3 separate regions of the Homo sapiens genome follow, and regions 2 and 3 are each linked to region 1. A link is a loop called in an ENCODE intact Hi-C map of the cell type or tissue named here. Cell type or tissue: PC-9. All regions are shown on one strand.

Region 1 (8,000 bases):
GGGGAGCGGGTGGGGTCCGACGGGAAGCGAGGACGGGGAGCGGGTGGGGTCAGACGGGAAGCGGGGACGGGGAGCGGGTGGGGTCAGACGGGAAGCGGCGACGGGATGCTGGTGGGGGGACCCCCGCGCTCTCCGGGCGACCCTCTGCAGCCTCTACTCTGCCCCGTCTGTCATCTTCTCCCGACCCGGCGACCCCGTTCTCCCCCTCGCCCCTCATTCCCCGGGACTGTCCTTCTTAACAGCGCCCTTCACCCCGCCCGGCCCGCGAGGTAGTCCTCAGCAGGGGACAAGGTCCGGACGTGGCGCCCCCAGAAGGAGCGCGGAGAGCCCCTGGGACCCAGTCCCGCCAGGTACGCATCAGGGGCGGAGCTGGACTCGGGGGGCGGGGCTGGGGAGAGGGTGGCCCCTGCACACTAGTCCCCTCCCCTCGACCCCGCAGCCCCGCGGCGCGTTTCCTGAGGCGCCCCCGCCACGTCCCGCGAGTCTCTGCCAAGTTCCCGCGCGGGTGCGCCCCGGTCGCGCCCTCCCTGCGCCCGCCCAGGCCTGGGGAGCTCTGTGGGTGGAAGCCGGCGCCCCCTGGGGGCACCCGGGCGTGGCGAGGGCCTCGGCGGTCGGGAGGCCTCTGCGGGGCAGCGGTCGGGAGCGAGGCCACGGGGCGCCAGGTACAGCCGGCGGGACGTCCAGTGCCAGCGCAGGAGCCGGGCGAGGCCGTGGCCTCCAGGGTTCCTGGGCGGAGGACAAGGCGCGCAGCCGCGTTGGCGCGAGTTTTAAATCGGTGCCTTCTCAGCTTTGCAAGTTCTTATCAATTGCTGCATGCCAGAGGAAGTTTTTAAAAAATGGCCCCCAGCTCTATTGCGGTGTAATTGATGGATAGAAATTGTATTTATTTAAGGTGAACAGCTGGATGATGTGATGGAGGCACGCAGGGTGGAGGGGTTACCACAGTCTAGGTACTCTACACATCCAGAGCCTCCCACAGTTGACAAATGGATTTTCCTAATCAGTTTCGTCGTGTTTTGTACTTAAGTTGAGGATTCCACACCGTGTGGTACTTTCAGAAGAGATGTAGTGGTGAATCAATCGCAACGGTAAGGGGAGCAGACCTGGACATCTGATACTTGATCAGCAATTCACCTTGCCTGAAAATGTTTTGACTTTGTTTCATGTTCCAAGTGCCGAAATGATCGCACGCCTCGTTAGAAGTTGAACGTTACTCTTTTCTTCAAATGCAGGTTGTGATGTTTTCCTAATTAGGTATTGAGAATTACCATTGGTATTTGGAATTAGATTGCGGAGCATTTAGGTAAATTCCTTGAGTTTTTCCACAGTATTTCATCTCAATTACAGTACAGATTTCAATATAGACACATTGTATTTCATGCTTTTTTTCTTTTTTTTTTTTCCCCCAGGAACCGTTCTCGCTATGTTGCCCAGGCTGGTCTTGAACTCCTCAGCTGAAATGAGCCTCCCACCTCGGCCTCCCAAAGTGCTGGGATTACAGGCGTCCCCTCTGCCCCAGTACTGTTTCCTCTCCCCAGCCCAGCCCCCACAGCTGCCTGCCCTGGCCTCACTCCCTGGCCTCCCCCATCCCAGCCTCTGGGTCCCTGAGTCAGTCCCTGGGGCTGTCTGCCTTCTAGGGGAGCCTCTGGTGTGGACCAGAAAGTAACCTAATCCCTTCCAGGCCCACCCTGGAAACAAAGGGATTTGTCCACTAGCCTGGTGGTGAGAACCATGTGGCCTCCTGTCTCTGGCAGAGAGGACTCCAGGATCAAGGGCAGGTAAAAGGAGGAGCCTCCTGGGGAGCTTCAGAAGGAGGGTCCCAAGTCCCTCCTGCCCCACTTCTGTGCCTGGGTCACTCACACCCCTGCCTGACTCTAGCCCCCCTTCTCCAGGGGTCTCCACAACATGTGAATCATGCCCAGCGTCTTCCATTACACCCTTGATAAAGTCCTCTCCTCACCAGGACCTCTGTCATTTTACCTCATGGTTTTGAAATAATTTTTGGTCTTCTTAGCAGTTTAAAAATATTGTTTTGTTTTTTTTCCTGAGTTTGGAGCATTCCTGTTACTAATTACATTTTTTTTTTAGACAGGTGTACACTACTACACCCAGCTAATTTGTTTTGTTTTGTTTTGTTTTGGTAGAGATAGGATCTTGCTATGGTACCCAGGCTGGTCTTCAACTCCTGGGCTCAAGCAATCCTCCTGCATTGGCCTCCCAAAGTGCTGGAATTACAGGCATGAGGCAGCACGCCCAGCCCTAATTACTTCTATTACGCCAAATTCCTTGTGTGGAATTCCTGTGCTTTGCACACAAATTGCCAGGTTGGCCCCAAAGGGGAAAAAAGTGGATCCCATTTTCCCATCTTCTATGCCTACGTGGCTGACAAATCTCCCGAATCCCACAGGAGCTGTCGCTGATCTTTGTCCTCTATTCGCTGAAATAAAGTTCACCATGGATTTCTGCTTCTTTTATTCATTGTCAGTCCACACATAGGGACAAATTCCTGTGCTCTCATTAGAAAGCCATTTGCTAAGTGAGAACTCCGGGGAGGCCAGGCCTGAAGGAGAGCTTGCTGTCAGTCATTTCGATCAGGGACGGGGCAGAGTCCATTGTCACAGGTGGAGCTGCCCAGCCATTCCCCGCCCCTAGGAAGTCTGGGCTGACTGGGGGAGGGAGTGCTTAGAAGGGGACCCCTGGGGGTTGAGGTGTCTTTGCTGCGTATTTCCCTGTTATCAGTGTCGAAGTTAAATACAGAGATGAATCCTCAAAATTAAAATGTTTTATTTGGGGAAAGAAGTGTAATTTGTGGATATCTGTAGCGTGAGTGGTCTTTAGGATGTCCAAAGAATGAAGAAAGGCTGGAGGTTTTATAAAGAGGAGAAATATTACTACTGCTCTTTAAGAAAGCTCATTGGCACTGGTGAGTTTGGGGAGCTGGCAAGCTCCGACTGATGAGTGAGGGCAGAGGGTAAAACGAGTCGTGTCAGCAGGTTGTTTAGTAGGCATTAGGTAAACTGGTTTCAGGTGGCAGCAGTTTCAGCAGCCGGTCTTACAGAGAATGACATTCTTGGAGAAATTCTATGTGCCCTGAGTGCTCCTTCCCGCTGGCCTCTTGACCCTTGGTTGGGTGGGACAAGAATGACCCAATTTGTGTGATTAGCTTTACATTTTTCTCTTTTGATCAAGATATTTCTCTGAAAGCATCGCTAACCAGCCGTTCTGCAGCCAGGCTTATCTGTCCCTGGGGCTGTAATGGGCTTGTGCCAGCTGTCTCTGTCCCACATTGGAGGGAACATGGCGGGGTCTAAGTCAGCAACCTGGGCCACATTTGTGTAATAACGAGGCCAGAAGGAAAAAATGTCTCAAAGCAGTTACTTTTTTTCTTTCTTTCTTTCTTTCCTTTTTGAGATGTAGTTTTGCTCTTGTAGTCCAGGCTGGAGTGCAGTGGCACTATCTTGGCTCACTGCAACCTCTGCCTCCTGGTTTCATGCGATTCTTCTGCCTCAGCCTCCTGAATAGCTGGAATTACAGGCATGCGCCACCACCCCCAGCTGATTTTTTTCCTCTCTCTCTCTCTCTCTCTTTTTTTTTTTTTTTTGTAGAGACAGGGTTTCACCATGTCGGCCAGGCTGGTCTTGAACTCCTGACTTCAGGTGATCTGCCCGCCTCAGCCTCCCAAAGTGCTGGGGTTGCAGGCGTGAACCACTGCACCTGGCCTCAAAGCAGTTTCATCTGGAGTCCAGTATTACATTTTATTTCATCTGCTTTGTAGGCATTAGTCATTATCTGGAGGTGTTGAGCAAGTATTATCCTGTTAGGAGAGTTGGCTTCGTTGAGATTAGACAGGCACTAAGAACAACATTTAAAAATTATAATGAAAAAATTGGCAACAATATAATAAACTTAGTTCGTAGAAGTGGTTTTGAACTAACAGCCCCAGCCTAAGGGCAACAAATTAAACAAAAGGCCATGGAGGAGACTGGGCCAGGCCTGTGATAGCCACTGAGAAGTATTTCATACAGGATCGAATTAATCACTACTTTGTGAACGCCAGGTTTATAAAAGGGACCACCAGTACAATTTGAACAAAAAACTGTGTTAGGGAAAATGCCAAATTTGCCCACTAGGTGGACTAAAAGGATTTCTTTTTTTTTTTTTTTTAGGTCAGGTTTTCTCAAGTTACCTATAGCAGTTACTTATTGTGAAATTTTAATTATAGCATTATCCTGCCAAATGAAGAATGGCATTGAGAGGGTGAGAGTCTCATTATTATATGGAGCCTTATAACAACGTCTTCGGAAAACCTGCTTTTTTAGGTTTCTTTTTCAATTTTTGTTTTTAAATAGTGAGGTCTCATCATGTTGCCCAGGCTGAAGTTTAACTCCTCTCGCCTCGGCCTTCCAAGTAGCTGGGACTACAGGCACCATGGCTGCTGGAACAGCTGTTTTTAGCAGGGAAAACGTCAACTGCTCCTCTTGGTTTGTGGTTTGATTGTCTCTGATTACGGCATCGTGCAATTTGGTGAACTTTTGGTGTGGTTCATATATCAGGCATAAGACTTGTTTTTTACTTTATTAATTTTGTTTTTTATTTTTATATTTTAAATTATTTCATACTAGTTTATTTAGGGGTTATTTTCACTCCTCAATAGATTTTTCCGTATTTTTTATAAGCTTCTTCACTCATAAGTTCATCTAGTTCTTTTTTTTTTTTTTTTTTTTTTTTTTTTGAGACAGTTTTGCTCTTGTTGCCCAGGCTGGAGTGCAGTGGCATGATCTTGGCTCACTGCAACCTCTGCCTCCTGGGTTCAAGTGATTCTCTTGCCTCAGCCTCCTGAGTAGCTGGGATTACAGGCAACTGCCACCACGCCCAGCTAAATTTTGTATTTTAGTGGAGATGGGGTTTCGCCACGTTGGCCAGGCTGGTCTCAAACTCCTAACCTCAGATTATCCACCTGCCTCAGCCTCTCAAAGTGCTGGGATTACAGGTGTGAGCCACTGCGCCCGGCCAAGTTCACCTAGTTCTGAAGAGTTACTCAGTGTCATCTTGATCGGCCAAACATTTTTATAACAAGATTTGTCAATAAGTTCTGTATTTTCTGCAAGAGCTTCATTAATTTCAGTTACTTCTCCTGATAAAGGAGAATGGAGTTCATGAACAGCTTTCACACTTTCCAAAGCACCAAATTCATCTTGTTTGTTCAATTTTGTCCCAGCTTCAGGCAGACTACAGTAAAAACATCTCCCAATACTTCCTGTGCAAAATGCCTGATTCCCACGGTTCCCATACCATTTCTTGTTGTTCTCCAACCACGTTTCCCCGAGAATTCATGCACCGAGAGCAGGGCGGGTTCCACGCACAAACCGTGCCCATCCCCAGCCACCAAGGCCTCAGCCGGTGAGGCATGGCAGGTGCCAAGGCCCCGCTCAAGCTGCAGCCCACAGCCCACCCACACTGCGCCACTCAGTGCCATGTTCGTAGGGAGGGGTGCAGAGGGTCTCCACGCTGCACTTTGGTCACTGTTTGTTTTTGTTTTTGTTTTTCTAGGGACAGGGTCTTGCTCTGTTGCCCAGGATGGAGGTGCAGTGGTGCAATCCTAATTTACTGCAGGCTTGAAGTAGCTGGGACTATAGGCGTGTGCCACCACACCCAGCTAACTTATTTTTTGTAGAGACAGAGATCTCGCTATGTTGCCCAGGCTGGAGTGCAGTGACATGATCATAGCTCACTGCAGCCTAACTCCTGGGCTCAAGTGATTCTCCCACCTCAGCCTCCCAAGCAGCTGAGACTACAGGTATTAATATATGCCATAGCACCTGGCTAATTCGTTTTATTTTATTATTTGCAGAGAAGGGGTCTCACTTTGTTGCCCAGGCTGGTCTCAAACTCCTGGCTTCAAGTGATGCTTCAAGGGATCCTCCCACCTTGGACTTTGTTTTGTAATATCAGTTTAGTTTTAGCTTAGTGGGCTTCAGGAACAGAGCAGTTTTCATTTTGCTAATTTTATGGAAGAAAGTTGGATTGGAGGAACCTAGAATAATTTAGGATTTAGTCTAAAGTAGATAAGAACTAAAAAAACAGTGCATAGAGTTACAATCTAATAACAGGTGTATTATAGCTTTTTTTTTAAGGACTATAACTCTTCTTTTTACTTTGATCATATAGGAATTTCAGATGAAAAATCTCTTGAGGCTAGAAAGTCAAACTAAATAAGACTTTAGATTTTACTCATAGTCCTAAGGTTCTTGGGCCTGCCAGAAAATGACAGTTTTTATTAACTTACTGTAAGTCTGAGGACCCTCGAAGTCAGATATTTTATGTATATTTTAAAATATGCCATTTTAGTCAGTCTTGGTAATGTAACCGGTGTTTTTCATTGTATTTTGTTATAAACAGAGCAGATTTTATTGGACTTATATAAATAACCGTATTGTCATAAGTATACTCACGTATAGTTTTCACATTTTGGAGGAATCAAGTGAGGAGAAAAAACAAATTTTTTATCTTTGTTTAAAAAAATGTATTTTATCAAATTGTAGTAAATTATAGATAGCTTAAAAGAGAAGATTTTCTTAAATCTGGAAGACAAAACATTTGAGTAAAGAGCCAATAACATTTTAAATAAAAATTATAAAAATATTTTTATCATTTATTATTTATCATTTTTATCATTTATTCTTTAATTTTATGTCATTAACTTTTGTTCTGCTTGATTTTTATTAGTTTTATGAATCTATTAATTTTTATAAGAGTTTTAGAAATTTTTATTTAGTCCATCGATCTTAAAGTTATTAGAGATCCGTATTTAAGAGTACTTGTTGGAGTCTTTTCTATGAATCTGACTGTGAACGTTTTTAGAGAAGAGTTTAAAATAATAACAGTGAATGACAAAAACTTAGCATAGCCATGTGTGTTAGGTCGTTCTTGCATTGCTGTATAGAAATATATAGCAGAGACTGGGTAATTTATAAGAAAAGAGGTTCGATTGGTTCACAGTTCTGCAGGCGATACAGGAAGCATGGTACTGACATCAGCTCAGCTTCTAGTGAGGGCCTCAGGAAGCTGACAATCATGGTGGAAGGTGAAGGAGACGCAGGCATCTCACGTGGCCAGAGCAGGAGCGAGAGGGTGCGGGGGCTGCCACACTGAACGACCAGATCTCAGAAGAATTCACTCACTATTGTGAGGCAGCACCAAGCCATGACAGACCTGCCCCCATGACCCAAACACCTCCACGGGTCCTCCCTCCAACACCGGGGATTACAATTCAACATGAGATATGGCCAGAACATATATTCAAACCACATCACCAGGGTTAAAAATCTGATGAAAGTTTCCAATTGAAAAGGATACTTAATTATTTCTACTACATATAGATAGCACTTTAAGATAACAACCGATAACAACCAGAATTATGAATTATGACTGACAGCATATTAGATTTTTATAAAGTTATATATTTTTTGAAATATTTATATTAACATACTCATCTATGTAGCTAAAAGATCTAATATGAATTATTATTTGACATTTAAAAAATGTAATTTGCCAAATCAGCCTAATCATTTAGTATCTCTATAAGATGAGAGAGAGATTTTTTGAGGCTTTTCAGGGCCCCATCTAAAAAATTTCAAAGTTAATTTTAGGCAAAAGAGACTTGAATTTAGGATTGATTTTCAGGAAGTTTGTCAAAGACGTTAAAAGGCTCAAAACACTTGATCAAAACAGAGTTGCATTGTAAAATCATATTTATTTAACCAGAGTGATAATTAAAAGACTTTGAAAGCAATGCAGAAAGTTATATAGATATAAAAACCTTAACCCTTTTAAAGCTTAGGTTTTTGTAAGTAATTACAAGCCTAATAAAGACAACATAGAAAATTATCTTGATAAAACATAAAATTTTTGTGGTTTTAGACCAGCTACCAAAAGGTAAAGAAAAACCTTTTGTAGTATGATTGTTTTTCTTTATAGGAGCTAATTTAGATAACTTGGAA
Region 2 (8,000 bases), 96 kb before region 1:
TCTCCAACTTCTCACTTCAGGTGATCCACCTGCCTTGGCCTCCCAAAGTGCTGGGATTACAGGTTTGAGCCACCGTGCCCAGCCTCCTAGAGAATTTGAACATATATATCTATACCCTATCACTGAGAAATTTCATGACTAGCTATATAGTCAGAGCCTAAACACAGGTGATCTCTGTTTCCAGTGTGTTTCCATACACGCCTGGGACACGTTCTGTAAAGACAGAACGACCCCAAGTATGGGTCCTGAAAATCTTCCTCCAGGTTAGAGGGCACAGATTCTAGTAGACCCTGGGACATAGTCCTCCACTCCTCATTTTATGCCATCAGCTTGCTCCAACATACACAACATCAAGTGCGTCATTCCTTGCGTTTTCAAATAAACATTTCCTATTACAGAAGCAAAAGAGGTTTCAGAGAAACTGAAGGGGATAGAGTTGTTGCTACCCTTTGAACTTAATTGCTCACACCACTGTTGACAGAAAAAGCCAAATTCTGTGAAATATTTGAAGAGATTTGTTCAGAGCCAAATGTGAGAGCCATGACCTGTGAGTCAGCCTCAGGAACTCCTGAGAACACGTGCCCCAAGGGGTTGGTCTACAGCTTGGCCTTACACGTTTCAGTTTCAGGGAGATAGAAGACATCGGTCAATACATATGAGGTATACAGTGGTTGGGTCGGAGAGCCAGGACAATTTGAAGCAGGGGACTTATGGATCACAGGTGGCTTCAAAGGCTCTGATTGGCAATTGGTTGAAAGAGTTAAGTTATTGCCTAAAGACCTGGAATCAGTAGAAAGGAATGTCTGGGTTCAGATAAGGTATGGGGTTGTGAAGACCAAGGTTTTTATTATGTAGATGAGTCTCATAGGTGGCTGCCCTTAGAGGCAATAGATGGCAAATACTTCCTGTTGAGACCTTTCAAAGATTATCAGGCTCTCTGGAAAAGACCCAGTAAGGGAAAGAGTTTCTCTAAAAAGGCAAATTTCCCCCACAAGAGGCAGCTGTGCAGGACCATGTCAAAAACATATTTTGGGGTAAATACTTTGATTTCCTTCAGGGTCTGCTATCTGTCATGTGACACTATATTAGAGTCAGGTTGGAATTTTGGTATCTTATTGCTGCAAAGAGTCTGTTTGTCCATCTTAAGGTCTCCGTTTTAATGTAATGCTGGTCAGCTGTGCCTGAACTCCAAAGGCAGGAGGGCTTATAACGAGGCGTGTCTGACCCCTCCCTTCCCATCATGGTCTGAACTAATTTTTCAGGTTTCTTTGAGTCCCTTTGGCCAAGAAGGGGGTCCGTGGGTCCATTCAGTCCGTCGGGTGGCTTAGAATTTTAGTTTTGGTTTACACAACCAAATCAAGTAACAGCAGGAGCGATTCGGCCTCAGGGTTGCTGAGATTCAAAAGCATCAGGTCAGGATCTCCCTCTGAACCGCCCCACCAAGGCTCAGGAAACTGGGGTACATGGCCACTGGTTCCTGTGGGCTGTTCCTGGGGATGCAAGCTCTCCGGCCCTGGCCAAGCAGGCAGCTCTGCCCAGAGAATGCCAGCAGCAGAGACAAAGGCTCCCGAGGCAAGAGGCCCACTCTGTGCCTGCTGCTTGCACGACTCGGATCCACTCAGCCCCGCATCCACCTTGTCCTGTGACTGATTCTTCACCTCGGTGGCTGGTTGCACCCTCTCTAAACAAAAATACACAGTGGGGTTGGCGGGACAAGTCTAAGTACAGTCTCCACCCTGGCGCTGATCTCAAGGCTGTGAGTAATGTCCCTCACCTCCTTCCTCACCACTCATTTTAGACCCTCCTTACTCTGGGACGGCAACGCAGCTGGGCTAGGCTGTTGGTTTCTGGGATGGCTCAGACCTTTATCCTCGAAGGGTCCAAGCTTCCGGTGACCACAGTTGCTGCAGCGGCTCCTTTCCTGCCATCACCAGGCACGGGAGCAGCACTTCCTGTCCATCAGATGGGTTAACACGGTGTCTTCACTACCAGGAGCCCGCACACTGTTCTGTGGAGTGTCAAGAACCTTAAAGTTCCTTCAGAAGAAGTGATCGAGAGCAGGGTAGTTAACAAGATCACGAAGTGCACTTTAAAAAACAAAAAACTCTTCATTGCATTTATTTTAGTGCTGAATTTATTCCTGTGCCATAAGTTTTTGTTTCCTCAGGGATATCTTTTTCTTGTGGGCAATCTTCTGGTTTAGGAACAATTTGTTCCTTCGCAGTAAGGATCATTTCGATGCGACAGGGAGAGCTCATGTATGGGTTAATCCCACCATGAGCTCTGGAGGTCTGGTGGCACATCTTAGGTGCTTTGTTCACTTGGAGGTGCTCAATGACCAGAGAATCTACACCTAAACCCTTCAGTTCAGCATTGCTCTCTGCATTGTTAAGCATATGCAGCAAGCATTCAGCACTCTTCTGGGGCCACCAACGTTGTGTCCAGCCCCACTGCTTGGCCTGGGCACACCTACCAACTCCCTGACTGTAACGTTGGAATGGCACACACTGCTTCTGTAAAGTGACATCTTTCAGATCCTTAGTGGCTTTTCATATATGCATACCCCTGATGACCTGGGCAGTTTCACAAGTGTTCCAAGGTGACCACGAAGATTTGAACCTCTTTGCATGATTTTGTGGGGTTTTCCGGGTTAAGTGAATAGCGAATCATTTTCACAGATTACCTCAGGAGGTTTAGGGGAAGAGAGAACCCAAAAATGTGCACGTCTGTCTGTCCTAGGTGAATGCAGACACCCTCCATCCTCCATCCCCAGTGGGAGTGGATGCATTCTTTTTTTTTTTTTTTTTTTTTTGAGACGGAGTTTTGCTCTTCGCTCTTGTTACCCAGGCTGGAGTGCAATGGCGCTATGATCTCAGCTCACCACAACCTCCACCTCCTGGGTTCAAGCGATTCTCTGGCCTCAGCCTCCCGAGTAGCTGGGATTACAGGTATGCGCTACCACGCCTGGCTAATTTTGTATTTTTAGTAAAGATGGGGTTTCTCCATGTTGGTCGGGCTGGTCTCAAACTCCCGACCTCAGGTGATCTGCCCGCCTCGGCCTCCCAAAATGCTGGGATTACAGGCGTGAGCCACCACGCCCGGCCTGCATTCTTTAGCTCGGTTGGCCGTCCGCCAAGCGCCAGCCAGGGTGGACCTCTTCCAGTAGATGCCACCTCTGCTGCAGCGGCTGTGACTGAGGCTACCACTTGGTTAAGTTTATGGCCGTCCACTCTCATTGCCATGAGCCTCTTTTATACTGTGGGAGATGAATAAATAGAAATGCATCTTCATGTCTTTGAGGATGGCCCGATTCTCTGCCCTCTCACCCGGCATGGCTTCCCATCTACTATCTTGACTCAATGAGGAAGCACTTTCAGGGCCTGCCACTGGTGTGTGCGTGCACCCATAGGCAGGGAGGTGTCTGGGCGGGGAGACAGAGACAAAGGCAGAGAGACAGAGAGAGACAGAGAGAGGGAAAGATGGTGTAAGTTGGGGAAAGGGGTGGGTGTGGCTTAGATGCCCACATGAGCAGAAGGTGACTGCCCTGTCCTTCGGCCTGTCCAGCAGCTGGCAGCCAGCTCACCGCTGAGCAACTGGATGGGAGTGGGAGGGTGTGATGCCGTCAGGAGTTCAAAGGAGCAGCTGGCTTGTTTAGAGAATATGGGGTGCTTTTTCCTGGATGGAGGCTGAGATCCAGAGGGACCAGGCCACAGAGCTCTCCCGGAGCATTCCCACAAGCCAGCAGCCGAGCAGGGTAGAGCCGTGGCATCTGCGTGAGGCCCATCCCATCCTGTCCAGCATGGCTCAGCAGGGTCTTGCTGGCCAGGGGTGTCAGGACTGGGAACAAGATGTTGCTGATTTCCATTTGCTGCCCCTGCACTTCCCCACACAGCCCAGAGCACAGCAGAAAGCAGCTGGTGTTTTGCTTCCTTTCCAGCAGAGGGAGGGAGCAGCTTGGTGAGGACAACTTGCCCTTGAGGCAGGGAAATGTGATCAGCACCCCCCACCTCCCTTGCCGGAGTGAGCTGCAGTAATTGGTTTTCCTAGAACAGCTATCCAACCCAAGGCGAAGAAACACCCAAACCAAAATGTCATAAAACTTACTGCGTTTAAAAACAATTATCAGGGCTGGGCGTGGTGACACACACCTGTAATCCCAGCACTTTGGGAGGCCAAGGCAGGTGGATCACCCAAGGTCAGGAGTTTGAGACCAGCCTGGCCAACACGGGAAAACCTCGTCTCTACTAAAAATAGAAAAATTAGCTGGGCATGGTGGCGGGCACCTGTAATCCCAGCTACTCAGGAGGCCGAGGCAGGAGAATTGCTTGAATCCGGGTGGTGGAGGTTGCAGTGAGCCGAGATTGCGCCACCGCACTCCAGCCTAGGCAACAGAGCAAGTCTCAAAAAAAAAAAAAAAAAAAAAAAGAATTGGATAAAGGTTGCTGCGCTAAAAATCAACAAAAAGATGACCTATTCTTCATAGGTTTCCATACCTATTTCACTATTTAAAAATTCCAGGAATTCAGGCAAAGTATGAAGGCAGCTGCCGCTAATAACACAGGTGCAATGCCTGCTGCATAACCGGGTGCTTTCTCTCCTCTCACCTCCTGGAGTTTTCTCTACAACAAACAAACTCCTGAAAAATAATGGTAAAGCCATCCGACAGCATCTAGAAATCTTGGAACATAGTGCTTTAAATATGATTCACAAAGTCAAATGGTAAGAATTGCAAAGTTTAAAAACAATTTATTTGTGCTCCATTTTCCTGTGCATAGCATAGTCAACCAGATGTTAATTACAAAACTGACAGCCAGCGCTGGGCTCACTTTAGGTATAAAATTAATTTGCCAGCGACACATATCCAATTGCAAGGTTGTGCTAAGTAGGTCGTAACTATATTTAGGACCACACAGAAAGGAAAAAGTGATTGCTCAATTCATCACTGAAAATGAGATGGAAACTTCATGGAACTAAGATCTAAACTTCGGCGAAGTGCTCCAAATCCAAACTGTAATTCTCAGAACCAGGTAGTTCAAAAAAACATACCACAAATTGCATTTGAAGAAAGCACATTCTGCCCATTCAGGCTTAAAGCAGTAAGGCATCTTTTAAAGAAGAAAAACTGCCAACAGAATGAATCACTGTTGTTAGTTAAAATACAGAAGTAGTCGTTTCCGTTTCCATTTACTATCCTGTATATCGCTGCTTTAAGATGCACCCAATAGGCCAGGCACCGTGGCTCACGCCTGTAATCCCAGCACTTCGGGAGGCCGAGGCAGGCGGATCACGAGGTCAAGAGATCGAGACCATCTTGGCCAACATGGTGAAACCCCGTCTCTACTAAAAATACAAAAATTAGCCGGGCGTGGTGGCACATGCCTGTAGTCCCACCTACTTGGGAGGCTGAGGCAGGATAATCGCTTGAACCGGGGAGGCGGAGGTTGCAGTGAGCTGAGATCACCGAGATCGCCACTGAACTCCAGCCTGGCGACAGTCTCAAAAAAATAAAAAATGCACCGAATAGTTCATCCTGGGCTCTCACGTTTAGTAATTACGAGTGCAGAATCTGCATAAGGAAATCGATTAAATACTTAAGACGTTAGCCCTTGCCTTTTACCTATTATAGTAACTTGGAAAGCTGCGAAGGTAAAGAACAGCTTTCAGGCCTCGGGCGCTGGGGCCGCGCTTCTGCTCTGCACCCGTGGGTCTTGGGGAACAAGGCCTGGGCACCGGAGGGACTCGAGGCAGCGCGCGGGTTAGAAGCGTCCCGGCAGGCTCAGTTCCCGACGCGGCCCCAGTCCTAGCCTCCCTCCCCGCGCTTCGAGGCTGCCACCAGGGCCATCTTTTTCTGGATGGAGTCCAGGGGACAACAGAAAACTTCCCAACACTCCACCTCCTCCTCGGGCGGGACCAAGGCCTCCGTCTCGCGCACCGCCTGCATGAACACCCGGTCCACCATCCGCTGGCTCTTGGCCATGACCTCCGGGAACGGGGAGCGCCCCTCGCGGCCCCGCGCCGTCAGCACCTGGCGCCCGTCGTCCGGGTCGGCCTGGGTGCCCACCAGCACCCGCGGGACGGCCCCGGGTTCCCACGGCCGGCGCAGGCGCTTGCTCGGCGGCCTCACGGCCCGGAACGAGGCCTCGCTGCACACGCCCGGGAGCACCGCGGAGCCGTCGCCGTGGCGGATGTCCAGGTCCTGGAGCGTGACCAGGTGCTCGGCGCCCGCCGCGTCCACGACCTCCAGCAACGCGGGCGCCGCGTTCGCCTCGATCTCCTCGCGGAGCCGCTCCTCCGCCCACGCCGCGCACTGCTCGGGGAGCGGCCGCACGCGAACTGCGTGTCCAGCGTGGTCCTGCCCACTCCACGCTCCCCAGCAGCACACCCCGGCAGCCCTGGCGGGGCGCGGGACCAGCCCGCAGGGTCCGGGACGCGGCGGGGAGGGGAGGGGAGGGAGGAAGGGTCCTGGGAGGGCGAGGACCCGCGCGGGGGTCTGGCCTGGGGCGGGTCGGGAGGGGAGGGGAGGAAAACGGGGGGCGGGGGAGGGCGGGAGGAAGGGGCCTGGGAGGGCGGACGCGCATCCCACGGAGCCGGGGCGGAGGAGGCGGTCGCGCCGCGGCGACCCCCGCCAGCCTTGGCCCGGACCCGCGCCCTCCTGCTCTCCCTGGTTCCCTGCCCGCACAGTGCCCGCCAGGTGCCTGCCGGGTCCGACCAGATCTAATCTGGAACCAGCTCCAGTGAGAAAGAAAAACAAGTTGGCCGGGCGCGGTGGCTCAGGCCTGTCAATCCCAGCACTTTGGGAGGCCGAGGCGGGCGGATCACGAGGTCAGGAGATCGAGACCATCCTGGCTAACACGGTGAAACCCCGTCTCCACTAAAAATACAAAAAATAGCCGGGCGTGGTGGCGGGCGCCTGTAGTCCCAGCTACTCGCGAGGCTGAGGCAGGAGAATGGCGGGAACCCGGGAGGCGGAGCTTGCAGTGAGCTGAGATCGCGCCACTGCACTCCAGCCTGGGCGACAGAGCGAGACTCCGTCTCAAAAGAAAAAAAAAAAAAAAGAAAAAAAGGAAAAACAAGCATACATCAAATCTGTGAGAAGCAGCTAAAGCCATTTTTAGGGGCAAATTTCAGTTTCACATTTTTTATAATGGAAAAGAAGAGGAGCCAAAAAAATCAGTGAGATAAATATTCATCTCGAGAAGTCGAAAGGAGGCAGGGTGAGATGGCTCACACCTGTAATCCCAACACTTGGGGAGGCTGAAGTGGGTAGATCGTTTGAGCCCAGGGAGTTCGAGACCAGCCCTGGCAACATAGTGAGACCACGTCTATGTTAGTCTGTTCTCACGCTACTATGAAGAAATACCCGAGACTGCGTAATTTATAAAGGAAAAAGGTTTAACTGACTCACAGTTCCGCAGGGCTGGGCAGGCCTCAGGAAACTTACGATCATGGTGGAAGGAGAAGCAAACAAGTCCTTCTTCACATGGGGGCAGGAAGAAGTGCTGAGCAAAAGGGGGGGAAACCCCTTATAAAAGCATCAGCTCTTGTGAGAACTCATTGACTATCCTGAGAACAGCAGCATGGAGGTAACCGCCCCCATGATTCAATTACCTCCCACTGGGTCCCTCCCATGACACACAGGGATCATGGGAACTACAATTCAAGATGAGATTTGGGTGGGGACACGGCCAAACCACACCACCATCTCTACAAAAAATACAAAATTAGTTGGGCATGGTGGTGCATGCCTGTGGTCCTAGCTACTCAGGAGGCTGAGGTGGGAGGATCACCTGAGCCCAGGGAGGTCAAGTCAGCAGTGAGCTGTCATTGTGCCACTGTACTCCAGCAGCCTAGACGACAGCCTAGGCTGTCTCGAAAAAAAAAAAAAAAAAAAAAAAGGAAGAAAAATATCCAGTAAATTAATTCCAAATAAAGTAGAAGAAAGTAAATAACAATTAGCTGGACAAGGTGGTATGCATTTGTAGTCCCAGTCCCAGCTACTC
Region 3 (8,000 bases), 110 kb after region 1:
GAGCCACCGCGCCCGGCCCACCATCTACGTTCAATAACCCAACATCCATCCCATCCACAGTCCACCGTCTACCTTCAATAACCCAACATCCGTCCCATCCACAGTCCACCATCTACCTTCAATAACCCAACATCCATCCCGTCCACCATCCACCATCTACCATCAATACCCCAACATCCATCCCATCCACAGTCCACCATCTACCATCAATAACCCAACATCCATCTCATCCACAATCCACCATCTACCTTCCCCCATGCAACCACCAGCCATCCATTCACAATCCACCATTCAACCACCGTCCAGTATCCAATGTCCATTAACCATCCATCTCCAGTCACCATCCCATATGCAACCACCACCCATCCATCATGCACCCATCCATTCACCACCAGCACCCACCATTTACCAAGCATCAATACACCACTAAATACCCATTGATCCAACATTCATTCACCATCGATCCATCCACCACCTATCCATCCATCACTCACTATGTAACAGCTTTCCATCAGATATTTAACACATCCATCTACCATTCACATCTCCATCCACATATCTAATTGTGAATCATCACTCTACTATTCATTTGTCCTGATTTATCCCTTAACCTCCATCCAATCAGCAACAAGTCACCCATCTACAATTCACCCACCAGTCATTCACCATTTGCCATCCATTCATATTTCTATTAACTGTATTCCTCCATCCATCCACCAACCATCTACCATCACCATCTCTTTTTTGGTGTTTATTTGTTTGTTTGTTTGTTCGTTCGTTTGAGGCAGAGTCTCTCTCTGTCACCCAGTCTGGAGGGCAATGGCGCAGTCTCGGCTCACTGCAACCTCTGCCTCTGGATTCAAGCAATTCTCCTACCTCAGCCTCCCAAGTAGCTGAGATTATAGGTGCCCACCACACCCAGCTAATTTTTGTATTTTTAGTAGAGACGGGGTTTCTCTATGTTGGCCAGGCTGGTCTCGATCTCCTGACCTCAGGTGATCCACCCGCCATGGCTTCCCAAAGTGCTGGGATTACAGGCGTGAGCCACCACACCCAGCCTACCATCACCATCTCTTATCCATATCCACCACGTATCCATTCATTCACTATCCATCTCACAACATCCTCTATCTATCCACCCATCATCCAGCCAAAATTCACTATTCATCCAAAATCCATCCAAGTACCATCTAGCATCCATTCATATTCATCCATTCTAGAAAAAAATATTGACTGCCTTCTATGTGCCAAACATTGTTTTAGGTGCTGAGGACAGAGTAGAGAGACAGCAGTGAGCATTTATTTGCCATTATCCATCGACCATTACAATCCACTCACCATCCATCCAGTCACTATTCATGCCCATCCCACACTCGTTATTCTTTCTCCATTCGGTATCCATCTTCATTCATCATCCACTCTACCCACTTGCTATGTATCCATCTTCCTCCATCTGTACATTAAAGCATCCATTTACCACCTCTCCATCTACACACCCACCATTCATCTTTCATGCATCACTTTTCCAAGTTGTAGCCACCTACTGTTTAAACCTTCATCCATCCGCTCAGCACCTGTTCATCATTAGTCATCCAGATTCCATCCAGTTGTTATCTATCCACATCCACCTTCCATTTGTACCTCCACAGCACACAACCCATTATTCATCCAGCTAGCAATCATTCATTTATTTGCCATCCAGTCCCCATTCATGCACCAGGCAGCCACCATTTACTTGTCCACCACTCATGATCCATCCATCAGTCATATACTCATTGGTATTTCTGTCCCATCTGCCCATCCATTCTCTGTGGATAGATCCATCACAATCATCCACTACTATTTATCCACCATCCATCCACACTTCCATGATGTATCTACCCACTAAGCATCCACCATCTACTATTAATACTTATTGCCTGCAGTTTATATCCACTATGTATGGATTCATGTGGTATCCATCGATCCAACAATTCAGCATCCACGTCCGTCCATTTTCCATCTATCAATCTACTGTGTATTTATCTATTCTTCATCACTTAATCAATCACCAACTACATAGATGCATCTACCATCCATCATATTATATCCATCCACCATCTAGGATCACCCTCTACCATGCTTCCAGTGCCCATCCAATCATTAGCCATACATTCTTCTACCCACCACATACTCATTCCATCATTATGTCCATCGTTCATCCACTATCACTCACACAGACAGTTATTCATCCCCCACCAATCAGCCAGCCACCTAGTAATTAACTCGTCCATGTGTTCATCTATTACCCTTAAGTTATATTCTTATATTATCCACATACATAAACATCAGTCCACTGTCCTCACTTCATCTCACCGCCACCCATCCCCATCATTCATCCATCCATCTTCTCACCATTCTTTTGCCCATTCATTCATAAACAATACATTCATGTATTAATAAATATTAATATTAAGCATTATTGACTCCATGTCAATGCTGGATTCTGGGATCATTGAGAGAAATAAGACCCAATCCAAATTCACGATCCAATGGTCCAAAACGGAGAACCAGGTCAGGCAGAGAAGTGTCTTTGTGAAAATGCGAATTGGGTTCTCCTGGATGTGGGATGGATAGAGCTCTTTGCACAAGTTCTCCAGGAGGAAGATGGGCAAGGGGGCATCACAGCAGGGTAGGTGGAGGCCTGACCTGGGCACTGTGGCTGCAGCTCAGGAGATCTGATGATGTGGGCATAGCGGGAGGTGAGACTGGAAAAAGAAGGTAGCAGAGATTGTGCAAAGCTGAGAATGCCCAGCAGAGGGGTCAATCCCTGATGTGGGGGCAGCAAGGAGCTCTGGGAGGGTTTGAGGCAGACAAGAACCCCAGTCATCTACATTCTGAGAAGGGGCTCCCCACATCTGTACACTGCTCCAGGCAAGAGCACAGACCAGAAGGACAGGGGCCTGGCCTAGTGTCACACACCAATGCCAGAGTAGGTCAGACACCTCACACCCTTATCACTGTGGCTGCAACCGCACCCTCTGAAGACCCAGACACCCTCACGTCAGAAAGTCAGCTGGCATGCTCCCCTTCCATCGCCCTATCCCCCAAAAGGCCACCCCGCCCCCTTGCCACTTGGGCAGAAATTGCTCTCCCAACTTGTTAGTGCAAGTGGTAACTATCACCTAAGGTGTTAGTTGTCATCCAAGGTGTTGGTAGGCAGGGGCCTCCCAGCTTCTAGGGCTTGCTCCCAATGGGGCATAGGGTACTCAGGAAATGCTCAAGTCCCTTGAGCCACCAAGCCATTGAGTCTGGGGCAGGGAGCATCTGTAAAGACAGGCCTGGAGCTCATAGCTGAGCTGCACAGTTGGCCTCAGGGCCCGTTTTTGCCTCGAGCCTCGGATACGCTGCTTCTCCCCCTCTCTCCTGCCACTGCCATGGGCCTTTCTCTACAGGAGACTGGCAGATCCAGAGGCAGGAGCTGTGCCTGGCCATGCCCAGCGTCTGCTGTGTGTCTATGGAGCCCCTGGCCCTCTCTGGGCCTCCCCATCCCTGCCAATGCAGTAAAGGCATGGGGTGGACTAAGTGAAGAAGCAGCGTCCCTCACATCCTCTGGCTGCACTGAGGCTATCGTTACCCTCTCCCAGCCCTGCTCCCCAGCCTCCACACCTTCCAAAGCTTGAACAGGCTGCTCACGGTGGCTCATGCCTGTAATCCCAGCACTTTGGGTAGCTGAAGTAGGAGGATCACTTAAGCCCAGGAGTTCAAGACCAGCCTAGGCAATATAGTGGACCACAAAAAATACGAAAAAAATTATCTGAGTGTGGTGGTGCATGCTGGTAATCCCAGCTACTGAGGAGGCTGAGTTGGGAGGATCACTTGAGCCCAGGAGGTTGAGGCTACCGTGAGCCGTGATTGCCCTACTACTGCATTTTCCAGCCTGGGCGATGAAGTGAGACCATCTCAAAAAAAAAAAAAAAAAAAAGAACGGAGGTGAGGGCGGCATCTGCATCTACTGGGGTGCTCCACTGGAAGCGGAAAGCCTGGCCCTGGGCCAGAAAGGCTTGCTCTCAGTACCCTCTTGTGGCCGTCTTGGAGTAAGACACCGCAGACTGCCTGGGCAACATCAAGGACTGCGCAGTGACAATACACCACTTCGGTGTTTTACCTGCATGTCTCTGCTACATATAATCCTTCCTTCCTTCCTCCCTTCTTCCTTCCTTCCTTCTTTCTCTCCCTCCCTCCCTCCCTCCTTCCTTCCTTCCTTTGGGTGTTTTATATGCATGTCTCTGCTACATATAATCGTTCCTTCCTTCCTCCCTTCCTCCCCTTCCTCTGCTTCCCTCCTTCCTTCCTCTCTGCTACTCCCTTCCTTCCTTTTTTTCTTTCTTCCCTTCTTTCTTTTTTTTTTTTTAACAGATGCAGCCTTGCTGTTTCCCAATCTGGCCTCGAACTCCTAGGCTGAAGAGATCCTCCCACCCCGGCCTCTGGAGTAGCTGGGACTGCACAGGCTCATGCCACCAGGCTGGGCCATGTGAGCACTGTGGCCCTATGCCACAGGATCGTGATGATCCTCTGACAGGGCAGGTCCAGGACCAACTCCTGTGCCCCTTGGCAGACTGGCAGGCAGGGGGTCCTAAATAAATGACCCTGGGGCCGGGCGCGGTGGCTCACGCCTGTAATCCCAGCACTTTGGGAGGCCGAGGCGGGTGGATCACGAAGTCAGGAGATCGAGACCATCCTGGCTAACACGGTGAAACCCCGTCTCCACTAAAAATACAAAAAATTCTCCGGGCGTGATGGCGGGCGCCTGTAGTCCCAGCTACTCCGGAGGCTGAGGCAGGAGAATGGCGTGAACCTGGGAGGCGGAGCTTGCAGCGAGCGGAGATCGCGCCACTGTACTCCAGCCTGGACGACAGAGGGAGACTCTGTCTCAAAAACAAAAAATAAATAATAAATAAATAATAAATAAATAAATAAATAACCCTGGTGGAGGTTGGAGGGGCCAGGCGGGTGGATGGAGAGTGAAAGAAGAAGGTGACTGGAAGAGGCCTCCAGCCTCTCCTGGGACTATCTCACCCTGCTAGGAAGCCCTGGTGCAAGGACTTCCAGCTGTCTTCTCCCACACTAAATCCCCAGCCCCTAAGTATTGGTTGACAGCAGTTTCCAGACGTTTCCCTCTGGATGTGTTACAAATCACCCAGTTTCAGAGGGGTTTTTTATGGCCAGGAGCAGTGTCTCACGACTGTAATTTGGAAGGCCAAGGCGGGCAGATCGCTTGAGCCCAGGAGCTCGAGACCAGCCTGGGCAACATAGTGAGATCCCCCCCATCTCTAAAAAATTATTATTTTTTTTAAAAAGTAGGCTGGGCACGGTGGCTCACACCTGTAATCCCAGCACTTTGGGATGCGGAGGCGGGTGGATCACGAGGTGAGGAGTTGAAGACCAGCCTGGCCAAGATGGTGAAACCCCGTCTCTACTAAAAATACAAAAATTGGCCGGGCGCGGTGGCTCACGCCTGTAATCCCAGCACTTTGGGAGGCCGAGACGGGCGGATCACGAGGTCAGGAGATTGAGACCATCCTGGCTAACACAGTGAAACCCCGTCTCTACTAAAAATACAAAAATTAGCCGGGCGTGGTGGTGGGCGCCTATAGTCCCAGCTACTCAGGAGGCTGAGGCAGGAGAATGGCGTGAACCGAGGAGGCAGAGCTTGATGTGAGCCAAGATCACGCCACTGCACTCCAGCCCAGGCGACAGATAGAGACTCCATCTAAAAAAAAAAAAAATTAGCCAAGCACGGTGGCTCTCGCCTGTAATCCCAGCATTTTGGGAGGACCATGCGGGCGGATCATCTGGAGGTCACGAGAGAGAGACCAGCCTGAGCAACACGGTGAAACCCCTCTCTACTGAAAATACAAAAATTCGCCGGGCACGGTGGTACACGCCTGTAGTCCCAGCTACTCGGGAGGCTGAGGCAGAAGAATTGCTTGGACCTGGGAGGTGGAGGTTGCAGTGAGCCGAGATCGAGCCACTGCACTCCAGCCTGGGCGATAGAGGCAGACTCCGTCTCAAAAAAGAAAAAAAAAAAGGAGCCAGGAGTGGCGGCGCCTGTAGTCCCAGCTACTTGGGAGGCTGAGGTGGGAGGATCACTTGAGCCCGGAGAGGTTGAGGTTGCATTGAGCCGTGATCGCATCACTGCACTCCAGCTTGGGTTACAGAGCAAGACCCTGTCGAAAAAAAAAATACGGTTTCAGTTTTTTATTTTTTGGTGGGTTTTTTTGTTTGTTTGTTTTGGGACGAAGTCTCGCTCAGTCGCCCAGGTTGGAGTGCAGAGTGGCGTGATCTCAGCTCACTGCAACCTCCGCCTCCCAGGTTCAAGCGATTCTCCTGCCTCAGCCTCCTGAGTAGCTGGGATTACAGGCACCCACCACCACGCCAGGCTAATTTTGTATTTTTAGCAGAGACGGGGTTTCACCATCTTGCTCAGGCTGGTCTCGATCTGCTGACCTCAGGTGATCCGCCCGCCTCGGCCTCCCAAAGTGCTGGGATTCCCGGCGTGAGTCCCGCGCCCGCCCGGGGTGTTTGGATGTCGTCCTAAGAGGCTCCACCCACAGGGGCAGCCCCGGGGCGCGGCTGCGGGGCGCGGCCTCGGCTCCGGCTGAGGGTCTGCCCTCCTAGTGGGAGTTGCGGAGAGGAGGCGCCGCGGAGCGGAGCGGGACCAGGCCCGGGGAAACGCGGCCGGAGGCGGGGCGTCGGCAGGAGGGGCGGTGCTAACGGCCCCGGGTTCCCGGTGCTCCAGCGCCCCCTCCCGGCTCGAGAGAGGAACGCCCGACCACGTCCCTCGGCGGCCGCGGGCGGAGGAGCCGGGCGACACTCCTGTCCCCCTCGCCGCCGCCTCCAGCCTCCCCCGGCACAGCCGGAGAGAATGAGGCTCCAGGCAAAGCCAAGCAGGATCCAGGGCCGGGGCCCGCGCGGAGCCGACACCCTGCTCATAGGAAAGCGAGGCTTGCTTCCCATTGCACGGAAGGGGAAGTCGAGGCCCGGGCGCTTGCTGGTCCGGCGCAGGGAGCTCGGCTCCGGCGCGGAGCGGGGAGGGGGATCGGGCTCAGCGGGGGCCCGATCTAGGCGACTAGGAGCGCCCATCCCGGGACTGCAGCCAGGCGGTCTGGGAGGGGGTGCTGTCCTTAATTTCTGGCTTGAAGGACAGGTGACCCGGGACAGGTGGAGACGGAAGTGAGAGGGGCAGCCAGGTGATGGGGACGGCGCATGCAAGAACCCAAAGGCCGGGAGCATGGGGCTACTGCCGACACCAGAGGCTAGTCCCACCCGGTGTTGACCTGGCAACCAGCCGGGGAGGAAGGGAGCTGTCTGAGGCCACACCCGACGCCCACCGGTGTCACCCGGAGCTGAGGTCATCCGGCCCGCCCTGGGCTGGCAGAGTTCAGCCTGCCCCACCCTCAGCCCGCCCACCGCAGGGGACCTTGCTTGTCGCCTGCCCTACTTGGCCCCACTTTAACCCTGGTGCTGTGCACACAGACAGGCCTGGCAGGGCTCAGGTCTCAGGCGGAGGGTCAGGGTTGTAACTTCCAGAGCCTCTGAGGACTCCTCACTGCTGAGGGCAGCAGCTGGCAGCCTCCAGCTGGGAAGCTCTGGGGATGGCCAGGTCCTGCCGTGTGGCCAGCACAGTCTCACCTCACTAAGGGGCAGCTCCTGTTCACAGAGGTGGGCAAGGTCCTGCTGCCAGGCACGTGCTAAATGAGCACTAATTGTCGTGGGCCACCTTTGTGTAACAAACATTAACTCTAAAGTGTGTGCCCCTTCTTAAAAAGTCCTCCTTAGTACGGTGGTGGGTAAGACGGAAATGGTATGTGTGTGTATAGTGCACAAGTGTGCTGGAGAGCTACGCCATAATCCTAGCTCAGCTCACACCGCATGTCCTGTGAGCAGGCACTCTCCAGGCAATTGGCCTGAAACCAGATGGCTTCACTGAATCATGGAAGCCCTATAAAGATGGCGTA

What was found. A loop is a pair of places that touch in the nucleus more often than their neighbours do. Peaks named below come from ENCODE experiments on the same cell type or tissue, not always from the same donor. Only the 100,000 strongest peaks of a DNase experiment are listed, where the experiment ranks them.
Region 2: it touches region 1 in a loop (9-fold over the local background); 66 of 110 quality-filtered maps call a loop at or near these places.
Region 3: a loop joins it to region 1, with 6 times the contacts of the local background. A loop is called at or near these places in 16 of 110 quality-filtered maps.

The regions. Positions count from the first base shown.
Region 1 is chr14:103,181,680-103,189,679 of GRCh38, reverse strand. LINC00605 (long intergenic non-protein coding RNA 605) reads left to right here and starts at 652. Exons shown (of 3, transcript NR_033938.1): 1 at 652-1,088; 2 at 1,233-1,303; 3 at 1,410-2,459. It also overlaps the pseudogene GCSHP2. RefSeq lists a silencer at 534-583. In PC-9, CTCF peaks have their summits at 3,900 and 4,102; DNase peaks (open chromatin) are centred at 2,236, 3,039, 3,799 and 4,129; H3K4me3 peaks cover 267 bases; H3K27ac peaks cover 3,146 bases.
Region 2 is chr14:103,277,603-103,285,602 of GRCh38, reverse strand. It overlaps the pseudogene RAP2CP1 and the pseudogene RPL17P4. Among named protein-coding and RNA genes, the nearest start is that of EIF5, 53 kb to the left of the region's middle. RefSeq lists enhancers at 2,596-3,393, 3,817-4,111, 3,394-4,192. In PC-9, CTCF peaks have their summits at 3,740 and 3,949 (motif pointing right); DNase peaks (open chromatin) are centred at 652, 802 and 3,952; H3K4me3 peaks cover 380 bases; H3K27ac peaks cover 2,151 bases.
Region 3 is chr14:103,074,512-103,082,511 of GRCh38, reverse strand. No RefSeq gene overlaps it. Among named protein-coding and RNA genes, the nearest start is that of LBHD2, 5.7 kb to the left of the region's middle. RefSeq lists a silencer at 6,464-6,913 and an enhancer at 7,107-7,698. In PC-9, CTCF peaks have their summits at 3,871, 4,071 (motif pointing left), 6,616 and 6,818 (motif pointing left); DNase peaks (open chromatin) are centred at 4,031, 6,641 and 7,391; H3K4me3 peaks cover 1,549 bases; H3K27ac peaks cover 1,112 bases.